Linked DNA regions of Homo sapiens: all the other regions are linked to region 7. Evidence: chromatin contacts called from ENCODE Hi-C or POLR2A ChIA-PET data. All regions are on one chromosome and are shown on one strand. Each heading gives the region's core, a stretch centred on a gene start or an enhancer-like site at or near the end of the contact. The rest is flanking DNA. Distances are from core to core; before and after follow the strand shown. Region 1 holds the start of ZBTB25 (zinc finger and BTB domain containing 25). Region 2 holds the start of MGAT2 (alpha-1,6-mannosyl-glycoprotein 2-beta-N-acetylglucosaminyltransferase). Region 3 holds the start of ERO1A (endoplasmic reticulum oxidoreductase 1 alpha). Region 4 holds the start of WDR89 (WD repeat domain 89). Region 5 holds the start of KLHDC2 (kelch domain containing 2). Region 6 holds the start of GNG2 (G protein subunit gamma 2). Region 7 holds the start of ARID4A (AT-rich interaction domain 4A).

Region 1 (2,700 bases), core at 72-2,571, 6.2 Mb after region 7:
TGGCTGGGGGGTGTAGGCTTTTAGTTCCAAAAATACACCATAGGCGGCCTACCTCACCTAGAAATACCATCAAACCCACACAGTGGCCATGCCTGACTTCTCCATAACCTGAATCAAGCCAAGTATATATAATGACCTCCGCCGGATACATTCTCTACAGGTGAGTGGGGTAAACTGGCACTGCGGTCCTGGCATGGTGGAGAGTGCAATCACCAAGGTGTCTGGAGCCTTGGAGTCTTAGCTATCAAGAGGTGTAGCTAGCTCCAGCTACATCACGCTCTTCAGGCCTGGTGTCTTCTCTGTAAAACGAGAGGGATGAAACAGATTTTCTATAAGGCACCTCTCGGCTCTAAAATTTAAGATTCCAAAGTGTACTTTACATACATGACAGAATCTTGTGAGAGGATCAACAGCTCTGCCAGGACTTGAGTCTCAAGAGAAAGAATGCCAAATTTAATCCCTTGGGGTGATGCGGGCGCTAACTGTTGAAACATGCTAGGTGCCGTCAGGTTCCAGGTACTACGTTGTGCTATGCGCTGCCTCCGCAACTGGTAACAACTGATTACTCCAAATACTGAGTGCCAGAGAAGACGGTGATAAGATGGGTCAAGCTTCAAAAAGAAAAACCGGATATGCTTAGAACAAGATAAACATAATTTGAAGATAGAAAAGGGGGGGATGTCTTCTTGCCCTAGAAACGAGGTAATCACAAGCTGGGAGTGGAAACAGTAGCCGCAGCGTCCTCCCAGCATCTGGAAAGTCGCCCGCTCGTAAGAGGGGTCGGCGCTACCCGAGGGAGGCCGCAGGCCTACTGGGGTTTCCTGCTGGGGGTCGCACCCGGACCCGCGGCCGGGACGGCTCTGCACCTTCGCGGCACCCCGTGTGCCACCCTGAATCAGGCCCCGGCAGCCGCTCCTACGAGCAGCAAAGGGTGGTTCTGGGTATTGTCGGCCCAGCGCTCACTCGCGGATGTATTTTCCTCCTGTGCCCTGCCTGACATCTCAATCGGACCAAAAACACCCCTCTCCCCAGCTACTTGCATCTGTCCCGCGACTGGTGCAGCTGCAGGCCGCCGCCCTGGGTGGCTCGCGGCAGGAGGGACTGAGCCCGGGGCAGCCCACAGGGGCAGGACCGCGTCGCTTACCCAGATGCCGCCGCGGCGGCAGGCCGACTCCTCCGTGCAGGAGGGGCGGGCTCCCAAGCCGCGCACTGCAAGCAGTGGCGCCGGCTCACGCACCCCTCGGCCGCCTCTCGCGCGGCTTCCCGCGCCGGCAGCCCGCGATGGCCCCACGTGACCGCGTGTCTGGTAGCAGGGGAAAGAGGGGCGCCAGGGCCGGGGTGTGCGTGCGTGCGTGCGTGCGTACGTGCGCGCCCTCCCGCCCGCCCGCCTCAGTGGCCGGGCGGGGGTCGGCCCGCGCTCTGAGTGCCGCCGCCACAGTTCGCAGTTGTGACTCTGTAGGCGGAAGCATAGGGACAAGCCTGAGCGTCACAGGCTCCCCACAAACAACCGCGTGACCCGGGGACTTTCCCCAGGGTGTGCAAAAGCACAGGCACCCCCTCAGTTCTGGGGTGAAGGTGGGGGTGGGGAAGGATGCGCCCGCGTGTTCGCTGGGGAAGGGATGAGGGCGCGGGGCCAGGGAGGCCGAGCCGCGGGAGCCTGGGTGGAGAGGCGGACTGGGCGAGGTGGGGCATGGCGGGGGAAGTGACTCAGGGCCAGAGGCAGCAGGCCCACGGAAGGTGGGGTCGGGGGGGCGCGGGGACTGGGCGACCCTGAACCGACGGGGCAGGGCGAGGTTGCCGGAGCACTCGAGGCGGACCGCGAGTGACGGCCCAGCTGCTGGGCCCAACGGGCAGGGGTCTGACATCTGGACGGAGTGGGAAAGCAGCCTCGCATCCTGCCCTGGGGAGTCGGGAGGAGCCCAGTTCCATCCAGCTGTGCAAACAGGAGGAGGAGGAGGTCCCAAGCCTACCCTTGAGAGGGGCAAGAGGGGTGGTCAAGCCGCCGCCGCCGCGACGGCCCCCGCGGTGCGGGTTGCGCCAGCCTCCTCGGAGCTCGACGCAGAAACTTGTTGCAACAAACAGGCGACCGCGGGTGCCCCTAGCAGCCAGCGGCAGAGTGGGTGGGCGGGCGAGAGGGAGGGGAAGGCTGGCGGACGCCGCAGCGAACTGGTGGGCAGACCCGGAGTCGCCGCGTAAGCGGGGCCGGCTCAGTGCGGTGCGGCAGGCGCGGCTGTGCGGCAGCGGAAGTCCTTTGTTGCAGCACAGTCCCTGGCAGAGCCAGAGCCTCTCCGCGCAGCCCAGCCCGAGCGCCGAGCGCCGCGCGCCGCCGCCACTGCAGCTCGCGGCCCCTTCGCCTTCGCCCGCCTTTCCCGCGGCTGATTTGCCTTAAACTCCCTAAAATCTCCGCAGCTCTGGTTCCTGTTGCGGCCGGTAAGTATTTGCCAGTTGTGGGGCTATTTGCGCAACTTTGGCCCAGGCCGGAGGGCGACGGGCCGCGGGCCTGGCGGAGTGCGGGGCCGGAGGGGCGCCGATCCGTGCGGGGAGCCGGAGCGCGGCGGACGCGCTGCGAGGACCCGGTGACGGGCGGCTGCCAGGCCGCCTGCTTGTTGCCGGCGCGTCAGGTCCCGGGCGTGCGGCCTCCCTGAGTCGGAGGCGAAGCCCCTACGGAGACTAGTTCCCAAATTAGTTACCTTCTTTTCT
Region 2 (2,700 bases), core at 170-2,669, 8.7 Mb before region 7:
GCTCATGCTTGTAATCCCAGCACTTTGGGAGGCCGAGAAGGGCGGATCACCTGAGGTCCGGAGTTCGAGACCAGCCTGACCAACATGGAGAAACCCCGTCTCTACTAAAAATACAAAATTAGCCTGGCGTGGTGGTGGTGCATACCTGTAAGGAGAATCGCTTGGGCGGGGTGGGGAGGGGCGGAGGTTGCCGTGAGCCGAGATCGCACCATTGCACTCCAGCCTGGGCAACAACAGCGGAATTACGTCTCAAAAAAAAAAAAGAACTGAGGCACAATTCATATAAGTAGAATGTTTATTTGGGGCAAGTTTGAGGATTGCAACCCAGAGCACAGATTCAAAATGCCCTGAGTAGCAGCAGTTGCAAGTGGGTTTTTAGAGGAAAAAATGGCAGTTCCTAAATTGTCTACCAAGAATTTACATTAAAATAACACAAGCGATTGATTGGCTATACATCATTCTTTTCATGACAAATTCCAGGAACGCGGACATAATGGGTGAAGCAGCTAGTCAGGAATAAAATGCCAGGCATTAAGTGGGGAGGTGTCTGAAGTCCCATACTGCTGTCTCTCTGGGCCCGGCAAATTTTGCACATCTCAAATAATTAACAATGCTCCGAGCCATTCTTCTTTTCTCATATAGAACAAGACTCACGAAAACCGACAGCAGCAGCTTTAGGAGGCCCAATACAGTCCGTTTTCCGTACGAAATGAGTTTAATTTATTGTGACTGCTCCAAAAGAAAAGTGCGGTTCATCTAATTTTCTTCCGAAAAGGAAGTTAAGGACCAGAGTTTCTTTGACCCCCTTCCCCCCACCCACCTCCTCCATTTTCCAGCTCTAGAGAATGGCTGGGGCAGCGCGCGACGTTGTAGCTACGGTTACGACCCGCCCCGTTCCTTCTACGAGAACCACATCAGCGTAGTATCACTTTTCCCCTCCGAAGCACAGTCACCCGTCAGCAGCCTCGAGGGCTGACGTGTCCTTATCAAGCCGGCGCGCCCCGCGATTCTATAGCCGCCATGCCTGAGACCTTTTTCCTGAAGGGAGAAGCCTGCTCTCGAACTAAGGCCGGCGAGGGCCATAGGTCTCGCCTTCCCTTTCCTAAGAAGGCCTAGTCCTACCCAGGATTCTGAGCAAGGGAGGCTCCTATTGGAGCCGCTACAGCCTCGTTCTTAGCTTACCGAGAAACAGCGCCCGACACCTGGCCCTTCGCAGCTCTCGCCTTTCGCAGCTCTCGCCTAACAGGAAAGGGAAGAAACAGGCGGAAGTGGGAACTGCACCTGAGCGACAGTACTGCAAACCAATAGGCAGCCGGCCACGGCGGTCAGGCGCCTTCGGTCGCGTCTGGAAAGCACCAACCAACGGTCTAAGGGGCGGGCCGGAGGGGTGTGGGCCGGAGGGCCGCGGTGTGCCGCGGGGCAGTTGCGGGTTGTCATAACGGTCCCCGCCGGAGTGAGGCGAGGCCGCGTCGCTCAGTTCTGGCCGTCTAGGGCCCCTGTAAGGATGAGAGCGCAGAGGACGCAGGGCCGCTGGAGGCGCAGGTAACGAAGCTAGGGTGCGGTTGGGACCGCGGCTGAGCTTTTTCCGGGACCCGTGGTGCTGAATGGAGAGGACGGAGACGAAGCCGAGCCGCGGCTCCTAGCGGCGGCGCCGATGCTCGAGCTGTAGCTGCCAGGCGAGGATGTGTGGAGCGCAGGCGGCGCGGGGTAAATGAGAGGTCTCGGGCCCCAGGACCCCCGGGGCCCGGGATGAGTTAGCGAGGGCAGCCGCGGGGGCCAGTTCCGACCGTGACAGGCCAAGGCGACGGCCGCCGCCCGCCCGCCCCTTCCGTGCAGAAGCAGCTGCTCCTTTCCGCGCCCGCCCGCCTGCGCTCCCGGCCCTGGAGACCATGAGGTTCCGCATCTACAAACGGAAGGTGCTAATCCTGACGCTCGTGGTGGCCGCCTGCGGCTTCGTCCTCTGGAGCAGCAATGGGCGACAAAGGAAGAACGAGGCCCTCGCCCCACCGTTGCTGGACGCCGAACCCGCGCGGGGTGCCGGCGGCCGCGGTGGGGACCACCCCTCTGTGGCTGTGGGCATCCGCAGGGTCTCCAACGTGTCGGCGGCTTCCCTGGTCCCGGCGGTCCCCCAGCCCGAGGCGGACAACCTGACGCTGCGGTACCGGTCCCTGGTGTACCAGCTGAACTTTGATCAGACCCTGAGGAATGTAGATAAGGCTGGCACCTGGGCCCCCCGGGAGCTGGTGCTGGTGGTCCAGGTGCATAACCGGCCCGAATACCTCAGACTGCTGCTGGACTCACTTCGAAAAGCCCAGGGAATTGACAACGTCCTCGTCATCTTTAGCCATGACTTCTGGTCGACCGAGATCAATCAGCTGATCGCCGGGGTGAATTTCTGTCCGGTTCTGCAGGTGTTCTTTCCTTTCAGCATTCAGTTGTACCCTAACGAGTTTCCAGGTAGTGACCCTAGAGATTGTCCCAGAGACCTGCCGAAGAATGCCGCTTTGAAATTGGGGTGCATCAATGCTGAGTATCCCGACTCCTTCGGCCATTATAGAGAGGCCAAATTCTCCCAGACCAAACATCACTGGTGGTGGAAGCTGCATTTTGTGTGGGAAAGAGTGAAAATTCTTCGAGATTATGCTGGCCTTATACTTTTCCTAGAAGAGGATCACTACTTAGCCCCAGACTTTTACCATG
Region 3 (2,777 bases), core at 18-2,517, 5.6 Mb before region 7:
GTTGTAAAGTAGCAATTTTCTTTCAACTTCCCTTAGTTTCCTAGATAACACTCACCTCAACTCCCAAATCACTCAGCAAAACAACAAAATCCAAGAATGTAAAGTAGTGAAAGAGAAACCTTTCATAATATTTAAATGCATCTTTCCTTTGACATGGTATCATGCCCCTAAACACATAAAATGGTATTTCTGATAATAAATTAATAGCAAAATCCACTTAGGAATAACATGGATGCCTAACCCTTAATTTTGTATAAAACGTAATTTTTATCAACAGAGTCAACCAAAAAGTGGCTTTGACAAGAGTAATCACATTGAAATACTAGATACTGAAGATAATGGAAAACTGTAAGTTTCTCTCAATTTTTTGCTCAAGAAACCACATCTCTTACAGAAGGAAATGATCATAATCCGCTTGTAATTAAACTTGTGCACTGAAGAATAAGGACCTTCCTCCCAATTCGTACCAGCTTAACGGGTGTCACGATAAGAGAATCTCATTACATTCGAGAAAAAGAGCACACAGGACCAGAAACCAGAGGGCAACTGCAGTCCCAAAGACATCAGGTAGTTGGGCTTACACACAGAAAAACCGCAAGCAGCCATTCTTCCGCCTAACATCGAAATCTGAGATCAGCCCACAAACGTCTTAGCCAGAAAGGCTGGCGAAATGCACGCAGCACAGGTACTGGGTACACAAGTTCCTGGTCAAGAGAGAAGTGAGAAAGATCCAGGTTCTGTGAAAATAGCAAATACTGGCAGGGCATTATACACTGTGCACACTCTCCCCGGGCAGATAAGACCAACAAAGATGCATAAACCCACTCAACCGCGTGCACCCAACCCCTCTCCTGGTCCGAGGCACCGGAGGGCGCGGCGACGTCCAGGCTGCCGTGGAGGCCCGGTCCACGCCAAGCCAGACTCAGTCCCGGCCACCGGGCAGCAGCACCGGAGTCTCATTCCCGGTGGGAAGAGATGCAAGGACGCACCCCCAGCCGCTCACCCGCCAGGGCGTGCGGGACAGTGCACGCCGCGGAGGGCGCCGGGACCCTCAGCACCAACGCGCACATCGCTCACCTGGCAGAAGCACCTCTGTGCCGCTGTCTCCGGGGGCTGCTCCTCTCCGTGGCCCGAGCTGAGCAGCCACACGGCGCCCAGGAGGCCAAACAAGAATCCCCAGCCGCGGCCCATTGCAGCTCCGGCAGCTTGTCGCCCCACGCTTGGGAGGCCAGTCCGCACGCTCGGTCGCGGGCCGTGCGCCCTCAGATGAAGCCCGTGCGGGCCGGCCCCAGCGGCGCCCCACCTCCGGGCCGCCTCCCAGGCCCGCCTCGGCCCTCCTGCCTCTCAGCGATCGCCACCTCGCGACCCAGCCTGTGGACGTGCCGCGGCGCCCGCGCCGGCAGCCCGGGGCCTCGGACCGGTTCCTTCCCGCCGCGTGAGGCTGACGCACCGACCAGCTTCCCGGCTCGGCCCCGCCCGGTCCGCTGCGCCCGCGCCCGTCCCCGCCCCCGGCTCCCTGACGCCCCCGGCCTGGAGACGCAACCCGACGCGCACAACCCCAGACCCTGCGCGGGAGTCGGGGGTCCTTCCAGTTCCCAGAGCGAGAGCGAAAGCCGGAGGGGCCTGTGTTTTCCTGCGGGGTTGGGGGGCGGGGGGTGCCCGCCCCGCGCCGCCCCGCCCAGCCCCAGCCCGCTCACTCCCGGCCAATCCTTCCGTATCTCAATGCGAGACAATCAAATCGTACGAATTACGTGTCCACCGTGTTCCCGGCGGAGTCTTAAAGCTGAAAGGGATATTAGAGAGCATCTAGACCAGGGCAGCATATGTCATTTATATTTTTAGTAGCCACAGCAAAAGAGTAAAAATAACAGGTACATTTTATTTTTAAAATATTTTTATTTAACCCCGAATGTGCAAAATATTATTTCAAAATATAACCAACATTAAATTTATTCATAAGATATTTGACTTTTTTTGTCTTTGAAATCCAGTGTGTATTCGATGCGAACTAGACCCATTTCATAGTCAAATGTGGCTGGCTAGTGCCCACTGTATTAGACAGCGAGGGTGGAAGCCACCCGCTCATATCATAGGAAGAAACAGGCCTAGAGAAGTGAGGTAAGGTGAGCAAGGATTGGAGGTCCTCTGATACCCAGTCCTGGTCTTTTAACATTCAGAGTTGGGACTAGTCTATCCGCTTTTTTTTTTTCCAGACAGGGTCTCCCTGGGTCACCCAGGCTGGCCTGCAATGATGCGATCGCAGCTCACTGCAACCTCGAACTCCTGGGCTCAAGCGATCCTCCCACCTAAGCCTCCTGAGTAGCATGAACTACAGGCGTGCGCCACCACGCCTGGCTAATTTTATTTTTAGTAGAAACGAGGTTTCACCATGTTGCCCAGGCTGGTCTCAAACTCCTCAAGAGCGATTCTCCCGCCTCAGCCTCCCAAAGTGCTGGGATTACTTTTTTTTTTTTTTTCGAGGCGGAGTCTCGCTCTGTCGCCCAGGCTGGAGTGCAGTGGCGTCATCTTGGCTTACTGCAATCTCTGCCTCCCAGGTTCAAGAGATTCTCCTGCCTGAGCTTCCCCAGTAGCTGGGATTACAGGCGTAAGCCACCACACACTCGGCTAATTTTTGTATTTTCAGTAGAGAAGGGGTTTTGCCATGTTGGCCAGGCTGGTCTCTAGCTCTGAGCTCAGGTGACCCACCCATCTCAGCCTCCCAAAGTGCTAGAATTGCAGACATGAGCCACCGCACCTGGCCTTACTTTTTGTTTTTT
Region 4 (2,700 bases), core at 97-2,596, 5.3 Mb after region 7:
GTCGCCCAGGCTGGAGTACAGTAGCACGATCTTGGCTCACTGCAACCTCTGCCTCCCGGGTTCAAGCGATTCTCCTGCCTCAGCCTCCCGAGTAGCTGGGACTACAGGCGCCCGCCACATTTTTGCATTCGTAGTAGAGACGGGGGTTTCACCATGTTGACCAGGCTGGTCTCGAACTCCTGACCTCGTGATCCGCCCGCCTCGGCCTCCCAAAGTGCTGGGATTACTGGCGTGAGCCACCGCGCCCAGGCTTTTATTGACTTTAAATAATTTCAAATTAATAAAGAAAACGGCCGGGCACGGTGGCTCACGCCTGTAATCCCAGCACTTTGGGAGGCAGAGGCGAGTGGATCACCTGAAGTCAGGAGTTCGAGACCGGCCTGACCAGTATGGTGAAATCCCGTCTCTACTAAAAATACAAAAATTAGCCGGGCGTGGTGCCAGGCGCCTATAATCCCGGCTACTCGGGAGGCTGAGGCTGGAGAATCGCTTGAACCCGGGGGGCGGAGGTTGCAGTAAGCCGAGATCGCCCCACTGCACTCCAGCCTGCGCGACAGCCTGAGACTCCATCTCAAAAAAAAAAAAAAAAAAGAAAAAGAAAAAGAAAAACAAAAAAGAAAACAGGAGCAACATTTTACAAATTATACCATCTTTTAATTTTACATCCATGGAAGCTGAATGCCACAATTTGTCAGAGACAAGCTAAAGAAAACACAAGAATGAGTAATGTCTAACACTGCTTCGCGTGAAAATGAGAACACTCACAGTACCTACCTCTTTAGATAGCCATGTGGTTTAAATGATATAATAGACCAGTTGCTGGTATCATACCACATCCCATACTACGGGTCGTCTCTTCCCAAGTGAAAATCTGCTTTCTGGCCTACAAAAGGATTATACTAAACCCTTTTAGTGGTGGGGAGAGTATCCGTGGAGAGGAAAGAGCAGGAGGAAACAGGTCTTTCCCTGAAAATGAGCAAGGGCGTTTGGCTTTTATTGAAAAACGCCCCAGAGGAAGTACTGGGAACTGCACCGGCAACAGCAGCCTGACCCGCAGAAGTTTCTTTGGCCAGGGCCAGCACAGGTTTGACCTGGTGGCTCCGACGGCGGAGCGAGACTGCCAACACGTGCACACTCCGTCCAGACCTCCCACTTCCCTCCGCGCTCCCGCGATAGCTGTCCAGCAACTCTAGCTTTCTAGACTCAACCACGGCGTCGCCGCTCGTCGAGAGGGCTGCCCATCCCGGGGACCCGCCCAGCCTGGCCCAGCAAAATGTACCTTAGTAGCCTCAACCTGTACCGGAGAAAACGCAGGCTGCGCGGCGGCTTAGAGCGGTCAAGTGGAACCCCGCCTCGACCTCTCTGATTGGGTAATGCGCACAAGAAAATCAAGAGGATTGGTCGGCTGCAGAGAGGCGGCCCGTAACGCGACGCGAAAGAAGTGGGGCATAGCGGCCCGGGGAATTCTTGCTAGCTTCCGATTGGACGAAAGCAGAACGCCTGCCCCTTCGTAGACCCAGCGTACGTACAACGCTCACACCACCACGCCGTACGCTGCGTTAGCGGAAGTTTAATGGCCCCATTGGTGGGATGCGTGGCCAATAAAGGGCAAGAATAAGGCGGATTCCGCCTTCCTCGTGGCTGACTGGATGCATCCGCTGGTACTGATTTACGTGAGTTTCAGCATTTAGACGTTCCGAGTTTCCACCGAGCCAGAGTTGGGTAGAGAGTTATTAAGATGACTAGGAGACTAATGCGGGGAGAAATAATTTAGTAGTTAGACTCAGGCCCTGAAACTACCACTCGTGTTCAGAAAGTCTACGTAATACCTTATTGTTTTCACGCGAAGAAACCAGCCCTTCAGGCCGGGCTGAATGTGGTTTAGGGATTCTCTGGCTGTCATTGGGTGAAAAAGCGATCAGTTTGAAGGTAGCTCCGCCTGGGCTCTAGGGAACTCTGGGATTTGTAGTCCGGAACTTTCGAGTCCTGTAGCTTTAAATGTGGTTGTTGCTACTGAGTTCTTTCATGTTGTTAATAACACCCATTGACATTTATTGTGGTTTGTTGGACTTTTTATCCTTTCGTTTATCAGCAGCATTAAAGACAACATTTAAGAAATGTGTAAACACTGCATGTATGTTCGTAAACAATAAATGTTAGTGTTTCCAACAATTTACTGCTGTGCCTAGCTGTATACTATATGTTCATGCTTACTGTACTAAGTAGATACTAAAATTATTTGTTTCTAAAACTTTTGCTGTTACAACAAAACAGTCTGATTTTCATATTAGTGTCCATTTACGATTATTTGAACCCTACATTTAGCAATTATGTGTACTGTGATGGCATAGGTAGCAGCTGCTTACATGAATCAAGTGTTGTTATGACATGAAGCAGAACTGGCTGCTATCTTCACAGGAAAATAGGGCTATGCTTAAAATGTCAAGCAAGACCACCATCAGGAGGAATACACATTGTATATTATTAAAGACTGTATTATAGTGTCTATTTTCAGCCTTTATTAAAACAGTTTTAGGACAGGCTTTTCCTGAGTCTATAGAATCCTGAACTCTTCTGTGAGCTAATTTAGCGGTATTTCATTTTTGTGTCTAGCAAAAGTAAAACCATTAATAAATACCAAAAACTTGCTGAGTAGACTTTTCGCTTTCGAAAAATTTTAATATTTTTTTCCTATTTTAC
Region 5 (2,700 bases), core at 183-2,682, 8.5 Mb before region 7:
AGGCGCCGGCCACCAAGCCTGTGTAATTTTTTTGTATTTTCAGTAGAGACAGAGTTTCGCCATTTTGGCCAGGCTGGTCTCGAACTCCTGGCCTCAGGTGATCCGCCTGCCTCGGCCTTCCAAAGTGTTGGGATTACAGGCGTGAGCCACCGCGCCCAGCCGAGATATTAATTTTGGATTCTACTAAGGACGACGGGAGCCAGCTCAAGGTTTTTAAGTGACTCGATCAGATTCACGAGGTTGGTTCACAAGGAACTTCGATAACCCCAAAGTCTAGTGAGCATAATTCGACTGGGAGAAGACACTGCTGCAAGGAATTCTGTGAACCAGACAGATTTGAGGGCACCAACCAGGGTGGATGGCAGATAAGGTCTTAACAGCCTCAAGGTGATTTGCTTCCTTGTTGAAGGCTTTAATTAATCCTCTTAAGTAACTTTCAAGTTCTTGAGTTCAAGTAAACACACTGGCACACTAGGGGAGGAGTGGCAGGCTATAAGCATTTTAATAATTAAAAAAAAAAAGCCTTTTATTGTTCAAAGTGTTCCTTTTCTATGGAGTGCTCCCAACCAGAAGATGAGGGAAATGGAGATAATGAAGCACGTCCCTCCTACCAAACACGATAAATTCTACAGGCACTGTAAGATCAAGAATTTAAGATTATTTTTGTCCCACCCTATTTTACAGGTGAGGTATCAAGCACAGTAACTCGTAATTTTCTTTTGGCCCAATTGAAAGGTATCATATAAGAGAAAGCTGTGTGTGCGTGAAAAGGATCCGCCTTTCTTTCTGAAGAAAAGGGTGGTTACGGCTTCGGAAACGCTTTTCAAGCCAACTCTGCAGCCCGGCTGGCGGCGGCAGCGGCGGCGGCGGCAACGTCAGATTCCCGCAGAGGCGGCGCCCGGCAGGGGCGGCAGGAGCTCAGGAGAGGCCCCCGGGGATCGGGCTGGGCCCCACGTGAGAGCTAAGCGACTGCCCTCGCGCCCGCAGAACAGCAGGGCCTGCATCGACTCTAAGGCGAGACCAGAAACTTGCTAGTGGAGCAATTCTGGTGCCCCTGCCCGGGCTGTGAACCCTCTGAGATCATCCCTCAATCAAACGAATAGAAATCCTCGGGAAGAAAAAAAAAATTGCGGCAATCCGGCTAAAATTCAGCAGCTTTCAGGGACCGATTCAGGACATTATCCCTGTGGTTCCCTCAGTGAAAGGAGACTCGAAGCGCGACTAGAAGTCGCCGGGCCCCATAGATCTGCGGTGCCCAGGCCGTAGGCGGAGGCGCGGGCAGAGGCGGCGGCGGCGGCGGCGGCGGCTGGAGGACCCGGCGCTGGGGGCGCTGAGCGGCAGCCTCGCTTCCGGAGCTCGGCGGGCGGCGTCAGCGGAACGGGCGGCTTCCGGCCGCGGCGTAAACAAGGCCGTGGACTGCAGGAGGCGGGGCAGACGGGCTGCAATAGGGAGCCGGCCCGACGCGGACCGCTTCCCTGCAGTGCCCCGAGTCCCGGGCCCGCGCCGCCGCCGCCCGGCTCCGCTCGCGGCCCCTCTGTCTGCAGGCGTGCCCCGGCGGCGGCGGAGAGCCGTCCTCGGCCGAGGAGGCTGGGAAACGCGAGCGCAGGCGGCAGAGAGGCCTCAACGCCGTCCCTTTCGCCACCGCCTTTTCCTTGCCTCGCGCCGCTGTGCATTTCTCTCCTTTTCCTTTGTTTTTTTGGCCCCTCGCGGGTGTGGGCATTGTTGGTTAGCAAAAGTGCAGCCTCAAGATGGCTGATGGCAACGAGGATCTGCGGGCTGACGACTTGCCTGGGCCAGCCTTCGAGAGCTATGAGTCCATGGAGCTTGCCTGCCCCGCTGAGCGCAGCGGCCACGTAGCCGTCAGCGACGGGCGCCACATGTTCGTCTGGGGCGGCTACAAGGTCAGTGAGTGGCCGGGCCGCGACGGACGTCGCTCGGCTGTGACTCGGGTCTGCGTTCGCGGCCAGGCGGGGAGGCCAGAGCGGGCCGCCGAGGGCGCTCCCCGCCTGCGTCGCGCGCCCCACCTCAGACTCTGCCCGTTGGTTGTTTTTTTTTTGCGCGCGGGAATCTTCCTTCTCTCGAGTACCCCAACCCGTCTCGAACCTCCAGGGCTGCTGTCATGTCACCCTGGTGCTCACAAAGCCAACTCACTCCCACCCCCGTTGTTGCCATTGGAGCGTTATTCCGGGGAAGGCCCTGTTAATGTTGCTTGGGCGGTGCATTCGGAAGGGTTGGGGTGTGAAAGGTGACGGTGTGTGATATCACTCAGACGCGTTATGAGGACGGCCTACGAGGACTTCACCCTCTGGAGCTGGGAACCGCTGCCCACTTACAGGGAGGCCGAGGTGTAGGAAAACTGGAATTCCAAAAGGTTACAGGAACCACCTTATTCAGCCTTCCCGCCTGTGCAAATGGCCATCAGGACTGTTTTCCTTCTGGCTTCAGCTGGGTTGAAGTTTTTCAGCAGACACCCCTATTAAGATAATGGAAAAGCTCCACCAGTAACCAAAAAATCCCCAGCATCAAATGAACTACAGAGTGCAGCTCTTTGACTCTCCGATCCCCTGGTTATAAACAACGTGATTAGTTAGCAGTTTAAAGCCAGTTGCCATTCTTTACCCTGCTAACCTCGGAAATCTAGAATTTTATTTGCTAGGATGGCTCTGAGCCAGTCCTACCACAAAATTCCTCTTTGGTCTT
Region 6 (2,700 bases), core at 7-2,506, 6.4 Mb before region 7:
TAAATTGTTATTAAAGCATCTGGGCTCAATTGTGAACATACTAATAGTGAGGAATTGGAAAACCAAGTACTGGTGAGGGTTCGGCTGCTGACTGGCGAAATCACTTGCTGAATGTGAGGCCCAACATCCTCTAAAAATAATAAGAGTTAATATGTGCCGAATACGTCCTATATCCCCAGAACTATTATTAGCACCTTGTATACCATCTCATTTAATCCTCATATTTCCAATGTAGAGCATGACTATCATCAACTATGTTTTGCAGATGAGGAAACTGAGGCACATAGATGTTAAATAATTTGCCCAAGTTCATACAGTCATTAATGGCAATTTGGATTGAAATTCTGGCAGACAGAGACAGCTTGCAGGCTCTACCCTGGTGGGTTCTACGATATTACCTCCTAAGATGAAGGGAAGGGACTGGAGGATCATGAGGGTCCTTCAGCCCTACTAGTGTGTGTGGAATGGGGAGAGGAGTATTCAGTTTCTCTGTTGGGAATGTGCAGCATTCAGCACCACCTCATTCCTTCCCATCTATGAGAATCTTTTGGGAATAGTCCTCACTATTAGGCCTATAGGTAGCATTGCCAACTTGGTTTAGTTCCCGTGCCCCATAAGAATACTTATCAGGGCCATTCTTTTCTGAGCATGTGGGTTAAGTAAGATCTCAGTGGTAGTGGGACCTTGGAGAAATGAAGCCTCTGAAATGTTGGCCACAGAGAAAAATGCTGCAGTGAGAAGCTGCAAGCTGCAAGCTGCAAGCTCCCAGCTAGCTGGCTTGATGGGGACCACAGTAAATCAGGAGGAACAGTGGAGGCTGGTGTGGGATCTCGGGGGCCAGAACCTGGCCAGGGGATGTTGACCCAAAAAAAAACAGCAGCAGCAGTAGAAACAACAACAGCAAGAACAACAATAGCAACAAGCCAGGTTCAGGCTAAAAAAGCAGGCAGTGTGCCAGGAAGGGGGCCGACTGAGCAGTGTGTGGAAGCTGTCGTGGAGGTGACCGTGGGGGGATGAGAAAAGGGGAAGGAAGGAACAGACAGCACCAGAGGGACTTGAACAAAGGGAGAAGGGGGATTAAAGTCAAATCACTGTCAGCAGCCCAGGAGCAGACAAAACCACCAGAGTAAGCCCTGAAATGGAAATGAGAGGGAAAAGAAGCAAGCCGCTAACAGCTACCAAGAAGAGGAGGAAGTGGGAGATGCGCTGCTTCCTGTAGAAAGAACGTTGATTGAAGACAAAGCTGGGTGGGGACTAGTCCCTGGGCTGCAGCCGCTGCTACACATACTCACAACGCTGCCGCCGCGCTCCGTGGGCAACTCCTACTACTGCTGGGCTGGGCTGGGCTGGGCTGGGCTGCGCCGGAGCTCGCCTGCACAGATCAGCTCCGGAGAGGGGAAAACCACGCTCCTCGGACCAAGCCTCGGGAGCTAAGGTAAATGAAACGTTTTCCATGTTGCTCGTTTTTAATTGAGAAAAACGACCGTCGCTTGTGGTTTTAAGGTCCGATTTCTAAGGGATGATAGAGACATCGCTTCAGGACTAGGGGAAATGATTAGATTCTTTTGGAAGGGTCTTTGAGAATAACCACATTTATGACACATTTGATTTAAAAAAACCTCATCATCAGTGCTTAGATTTGATGACTAAACAGGCCAACATGCTAAATACAAGAAGCTGTTTGTATAGTTCTCTCGGAGGAAAACCAGGGCTGAGTCGAAATCCATCTGGGGCTGTGAAGCTGTGGTCTGGTCATCGGAGCCCGGCAGTCCCCTTGTTTTAGGGGAGTGAGTGGTGTAAAATATTAATTGCATTCTCTTTCTTACACATTGCACTGGGATATCTTCTGTTTTGCAAAAATAATGGCTGTGATTTGGCTTTTGGGGGAGTTAAATTCTTTTGTACTTAGATTTTGCCAACAAAGGCTTGAATTGCGTATGTGAGGGGCAGTATTTACCATTAAAAAACAGTGTCTTCCTCCCTCAGCTTGTGCAGCTGCTTTCAGGATAACCTCAGACACAGCTATCATTTGCCAGTAGGTCTTATCCTAAAGTTGCATCCTTGTTCAAAGGAGCGTGGCGGGTTTAAGGCCAGTAACTTGTCCAGAATCAGATACTAGCATATGCATGGATTTTATGTTTATATGCATTTTATTCACCTCTAGGTCAAGGTGCATGTTAGCCTCGGTGAGGGACAAAATAAAAAAGTGCAGCTGGGTTGTTTCCTTACGCGAATATCTGGTAGATAGACTGAAGTAGTAAAACCAGAACATGATTTTTATTCTTTGATTTTCTTGAGCAAAGGATGTTCTTAATGAGAGCCTGGGTCTATGACTTGTTCATATTTATGAATGATATGTAAAAGTACACTAAATAGGTCTAGCAGATGAGAACTGAGATTGTGAGATTCCTCTGACAGGATATATTAGGGAGTTTAATACCCTCATGCAGCACGATTTAAAGAATTAAGCTTTTTTAATCTTCAACAGAAAGTACAGTTAAGCAGTAAGTAGTCATTGATAAAAGGGTTTTTCTTCTAGAGTTTCTATAATGAAAGGAGATAATTTTTCAAAAGAAAGAGAAAAAACTGCTTATAGTGGAGTAAAAATTTAAAAAAAGTCAATATTTTGACACTCACAGATTCTTGAAACATAGGTTCTTAGATACCAAATATGCTAGTTGAGAGTGTATGTATGTATAT
Region 7 (2,700 bases), core at 200-2,699:
GCATTTCACGTTTTTATGAATACTTTTGAGCAAAATTACTGTTACGAATAAAAAACTGATTCTGCTCGGCTGTTTTCTTACTGAGAAAATTTAGTCCACGTGGATTACTGACGATATGTCACATTTTAAAAATTACTCCATTCTATAAAACTAGTCAATTTTATACTCCAATTCCGCTATTTAAAAATGTGTGTTTCGTTTAACAGAATATAAGATGTTAACAGAAAAAGATCAACGTCTATCTTATCGGGGACGTCCTTTTGTCTAAGATGTTTTCAGTCCCTGCAAAACCACTGTTTGCTTTCAAAAAGTAGCATAAGCCTCGTGCAGAGTGACAGACCCTTGTCTAAGGTCACAGAAGAAGCGTCTGCGCTGGCAAGTAAATTCCTCAGCATCCAGAAAGCCAGCGCTTTCTCCAGTTTCCTCATAGCTTTATCCCGTGAGGAGCACGCGGAAACCTCTACCCATGCAGGATGTTTCTAAGAACCACTTCTTCCCTGTCTTAACTAAGAAGGCTCCCACAGCTGGTGCCAATCAGGTGGAGAACATGGCAAGTCCCCGAAATGCACTTCCAAAGACAGGAAAGATTGCAGTGGGACAGAACCCAGAAAATCTCTCACATTCTCGAAAACCCGAAAGAGAACCTCCAAGAAAGACGTTTGCCTCTCCTCCACCTCTTTATCTCGGCGGGAGAGGAAGCCTCGCCCCCATTCATCCCGCCCCTTCTCCCCACCCCGCCGCAGGGAGAAGTTTACCATGGCTGCCTGCGGCCCCTTCACTTCCGGTGCCGGTGCCGCTAGGGCTGCGCCATCCCCCCAGTCAATCGGACAACCATAGCCTCCAACTGACCTTTCTGACAGCTCTGAGACTCCTCCGGCCACGACTAGGTGCTGTCCTGGAGGAAACGGTGGAGGACGGCCGCACAAAAACCAATCTACCTGATGAAAACTCCGTTCCCTTCTCGCCAGAAACATAAAATGCGATGGAGCTACGGCCACCGCTGCCGAGACAAAATGGCGCCGACAAGCTGGTTTAGCGCAAGCGCCTTGGACAGACCCTGCCCCGCCCCCGTGCAAGCCCCTGGCTGCAATTCTGGGTTCCGTTTCCATGGGACACTCCGCCGCCAATCCTCGTGTCGAACTGCTCTTCCTGACCCCTCAATTCACCAATCAGTGCCCAGTCAAGCACATCCGGAGTCGTCTCTACCAATCATTTCTCAGGACTTGCTTACTCAATAACCAACTCTCCAATAAAGTTGGTTTTCGGAAAAAGCCAATCATAAGTGGAAGATGTCCTACCTGCTGTTTTTCTCACCAATCCATGAAGTTTCACAGCTACATCCAATGAGGACGGCAGGTAGCGAGGTCCTATCCGAAGCTCTTCGGCGTCATGAGCAGCCAATAGGAGTTCGTGTAGAAGCGAGTCTGCTCAACAGCTTGTTATTTGGTGGATTGTGGCAGTAAATCGGGGCGAGTGGGGAACCCGGCGCAGGAACTGCAGCCGCGGCTGGGAGTGGTGCTGCCCGGACGGGGGCCCACGGAGGTCAGAGGGGAGGAGGACTCTGGAGCTGACAGCGCGCACTTCACCCGCAGTTGGTAGGTGGGGAGAGGGGAATCCGGGGATACTGAATGGACGAAGTGGCAGTAGCAGCAGCTGCTGCTGCCCGAGGTCCCGGTGCAGTTGGAAGCTTTGGAGGTGGGGAGAGGGATGCTAGGCAAGTGGCACGGCGAGCGCAAGGGAAGGGGCCAGCCATTGACCAGCGGCAGCAACTGCAGGAACCGCCGCCGCAGTTGCAGCCGCCTCCTCGTCCGCTTCCTCGGGTTCCCGGGAAAATGGCTGTGGGGCTGGCCGCGCCGCTAAGTTTGCTTCCGCGCGGTGAAGAGCGGGCTGCTTGGGGGAGCCGTCCCCCAACTCCGCGGCGCGTCCACCTCTGCGGAGTCCGTGGCAGGACTCGAGGGGCTACGAGCTGATACCTCTCTGGGCTGTACAAAAAGTTGAGGCGGGCGCTGGGAGGAGGCAGCGGCTGCTGCGGTGCGGCTCCCCTCCCCTCCCACACCCTGTCCGGGCCACCTCCCCTCCTCCTCCCCTCCGCCCCCCGCCCCCTCCCCCACGCGGGTCCCCCGGGGCTCTGGCGGCTCCCGGCTGAAGGCCGCGGCCCCTGCCCCTTTGGGTGAAGGAGCGCTTCTCCTTTCTGACATGGTGCAGAGCGAAGGAAGGAGAGCAATGGCGCCGTGACACTCCGCTGCCGCCACCGCGGGCCCGGGGCGGGCCGAGGGGGCCGAGCGGCGGAGGCGGGGCGCGGGCCGAAGTCGGGGTATCCGGGGGACCGCGGAGCGGAGGCTCGGCGGTCGTCTCCGCGGGGGACCTGGGGAAGCCCGAAGGGAGCTCTGGCCTTTTCCGGAGCTATCTGTCCTGGAGCTCCGAGTTGAGCATTCCGGGTCAAAGTGGCCAGCGAGGCGGGGGCGCGGTGGGCCGCTGGCGAGCTCCGGGGCGGAACGGGCTGCCCTTTGGCGCTCGTGGGGTTCTCGCTGCCCCCTCAGCTCCTGCGTCCTGGCTGCCCTCGTAAGGGGTCTTGTCCCTTGGCTGGTGAGGATTCTGCCCCTCCCCGCTGGCGTTTGTTTACTTTCTTTCCCTTGGTCGCTCCCCGCAGTTGACTGATTATGTCTGTGCCTGTCTTTCCCCCTCCCCATAGTTCTAGCG

Evidence for each region. Hi-C counts contacts between places; a loop is a spot of excess contacts on that map. ChIA-PET counts read pairs that join two places held with the same protein, here RNA polymerase II (POLR2A). Pooled maps may share reads with other maps.
Region 1: a pooled map shows a loop between it and region 7 (20-fold over the local background). The contact joins the promoter of ZBTB25 here to the promoter of ARID4A in region 7. A Hi-C loop is called at or near these places in 8 of 50 pooled maps.
Region 2: a loop to region 7 is called in a pooled map, with 4 times the contacts of the local background. The contact joins the promoter of MGAT2 here to the promoter of ARID4A in region 7. A Hi-C loop is called at or near these places in 6 of 50 pooled maps.
Region 3: a loop to region 7 is called in a pooled map, with 11 times the contacts of the local background. The contact joins the promoter of ERO1A here to the promoter of ARID4A in region 7. A Hi-C loop is called at or near these places in 9 of 50 pooled maps.
Region 4: a map of CD4-positive, alpha-beta memory T cell shows a loop between it and region 7 (18-fold over the local background). The contact joins the promoter of WDR89 here to the promoter of ARID4A in region 7. A Hi-C loop is called at or near these places in 1 of 168 maps with a recorded cell type or tissue (CD4-positive, alpha-beta memory T cell) and 10 of 50 pooled maps. POLR2A ChIA-PET finds 5 or more read pairs at or near these places in 1 of 52 experiments (CD4-positive, alpha-beta T cell).
Region 5: a pooled map shows a loop between it and region 7 (5-fold over the local background). The contact joins the promoter of KLHDC2 here to the promoter of ARID4A in region 7. A Hi-C loop is called at or near these places in 5 of 50 pooled maps. POLR2A ChIA-PET finds 5 or more read pairs at or near these places in 3 of 52 experiments (CD4-positive, alpha-beta T cell, CD4-positive, alpha-beta memory T cell and naive thymus-derived CD4-positive, alpha-beta T cell).
Region 6: a map with no recorded cell type shows a loop between it and region 7 (15-fold over the local background). The contact joins the promoter of GNG2 here to the promoter of ARID4A in region 7. A Hi-C loop is called at or near these places in 1 of 37 single-sample maps with no recorded cell type and 5 of 50 pooled maps. POLR2A ChIA-PET finds 5 or more read pairs at or near these places in 1 of 52 experiments (CD4-positive, alpha-beta T cell).

The regions. Positions count from the first base shown.
Region 1 is chr14:64,502,517-64,505,216 of GRCh38, forward strand. It overlaps ZBTB25 (zinc finger and BTB domain containing 25), which reads right to left and starts at 1,322. Exons shown (of 3, transcript NM_006977.5): 1 at 1,145-1,322. It overlaps ZBTB1 (zinc finger and BTB domain containing 1), which reads left to right and starts at 2,254. Exons shown (of 2, transcript NM_001123329.2): 1 at 2,254-2,430. RefSeq lists enhancers at 454-573, 634-733, 1,504-1,593, 1,694-2,364 and silencers at 1,054-1,483, 2,084-2,343, 2,454-2,563.
Region 2 is chr14:49,619,380-49,622,079 of GRCh38, forward strand. It overlaps MGAT2 (alpha-1,6-mannosyl-glycoprotein 2-beta-N-acetylglucosaminyltransferase), which reads left to right and starts at 1,420. Exons shown (of 1, transcript NM_002408.4): 1 at 1,420-2,700. The coding sequence starts at 1,890. It overlaps RPL36AL (ribosomal protein L36a like), which reads right to left and starts at 1,247. Exons shown (of 2, transcript NM_001001.5): 1 at 1,183-1,247. RefSeq lists enhancers at 1,022-1,131, 1,520-2,070 and silencers at 1,292-1,501, 1,802-1,911.
Region 3 is chr14:52,694,291-52,697,067 of GRCh38, forward strand. It overlaps ERO1A (endoplasmic reticulum oxidoreductase 1 alpha), which reads right to left and starts at 1,268. Exons shown (of 16, transcript NM_014584.3): 1 at 1,078-1,268. The coding sequence starts at 1,191. RefSeq lists enhancers at 793-1,294, 900-949 and a silencer at 1,200-1,739.
Region 4 is chr14:63,640,525-63,643,224 of GRCh38, forward strand. It overlaps WDR89 (WD repeat domain 89), which reads right to left and starts at 1,347. Exons shown (of 3, transcript NM_080666.4): 1 at 1,280-1,347. It overlaps LOC105370532 (a long non-coding RNA gene), which reads left to right and starts at 1,537. Exons shown (of 3, transcript XR_001750790.3): 1 at 1,537-1,673. RefSeq lists enhancers at 935-1,594, 1,149-1,248, 1,659-1,928.
Region 5 is chr14:49,766,721-49,769,420 of GRCh38, forward strand. KLHDC2 (kelch domain containing 2) reads left to right here and starts at 1,433. Exons shown (of 13, transcript NM_014315.3): 1 at 1,433-1,901. The coding sequence starts at 1,749. RefSeq lists silencers at 833-892, 1,233-1,312, 1,483-1,662.
Region 6 is chr14:51,859,356-51,862,055 of GRCh38, forward strand. GNG2 (G protein subunit gamma 2) reads left to right here and starts at 1,257. Exons shown (of 4, transcript NM_053064.5): 1 at 1,257-1,435. RefSeq lists a silencer at 744-823 and enhancers at 876-1,377, 1,164-1,373.
Region 7 is chr14:58,297,106-58,299,805 of GRCh38, forward strand. It overlaps ARID4A (AT-rich interaction domain 4A), which reads left to right and starts at 1,450. Exons shown (of 24, transcript NM_002892.4): 1 at 1,450-1,595; 2 at 2,693-2,700. It overlaps PSMA3-AS1 (PSMA3 antisense RNA 1), which reads right to left and starts at 1,032. Exons shown (of 4, transcript NR_029435.1): 1 at 850-1,032. RefSeq lists enhancers at 680-1,403, 700-1,119, 1,140-1,189, 1,300-1,389 and a silencer at 2,020-2,539.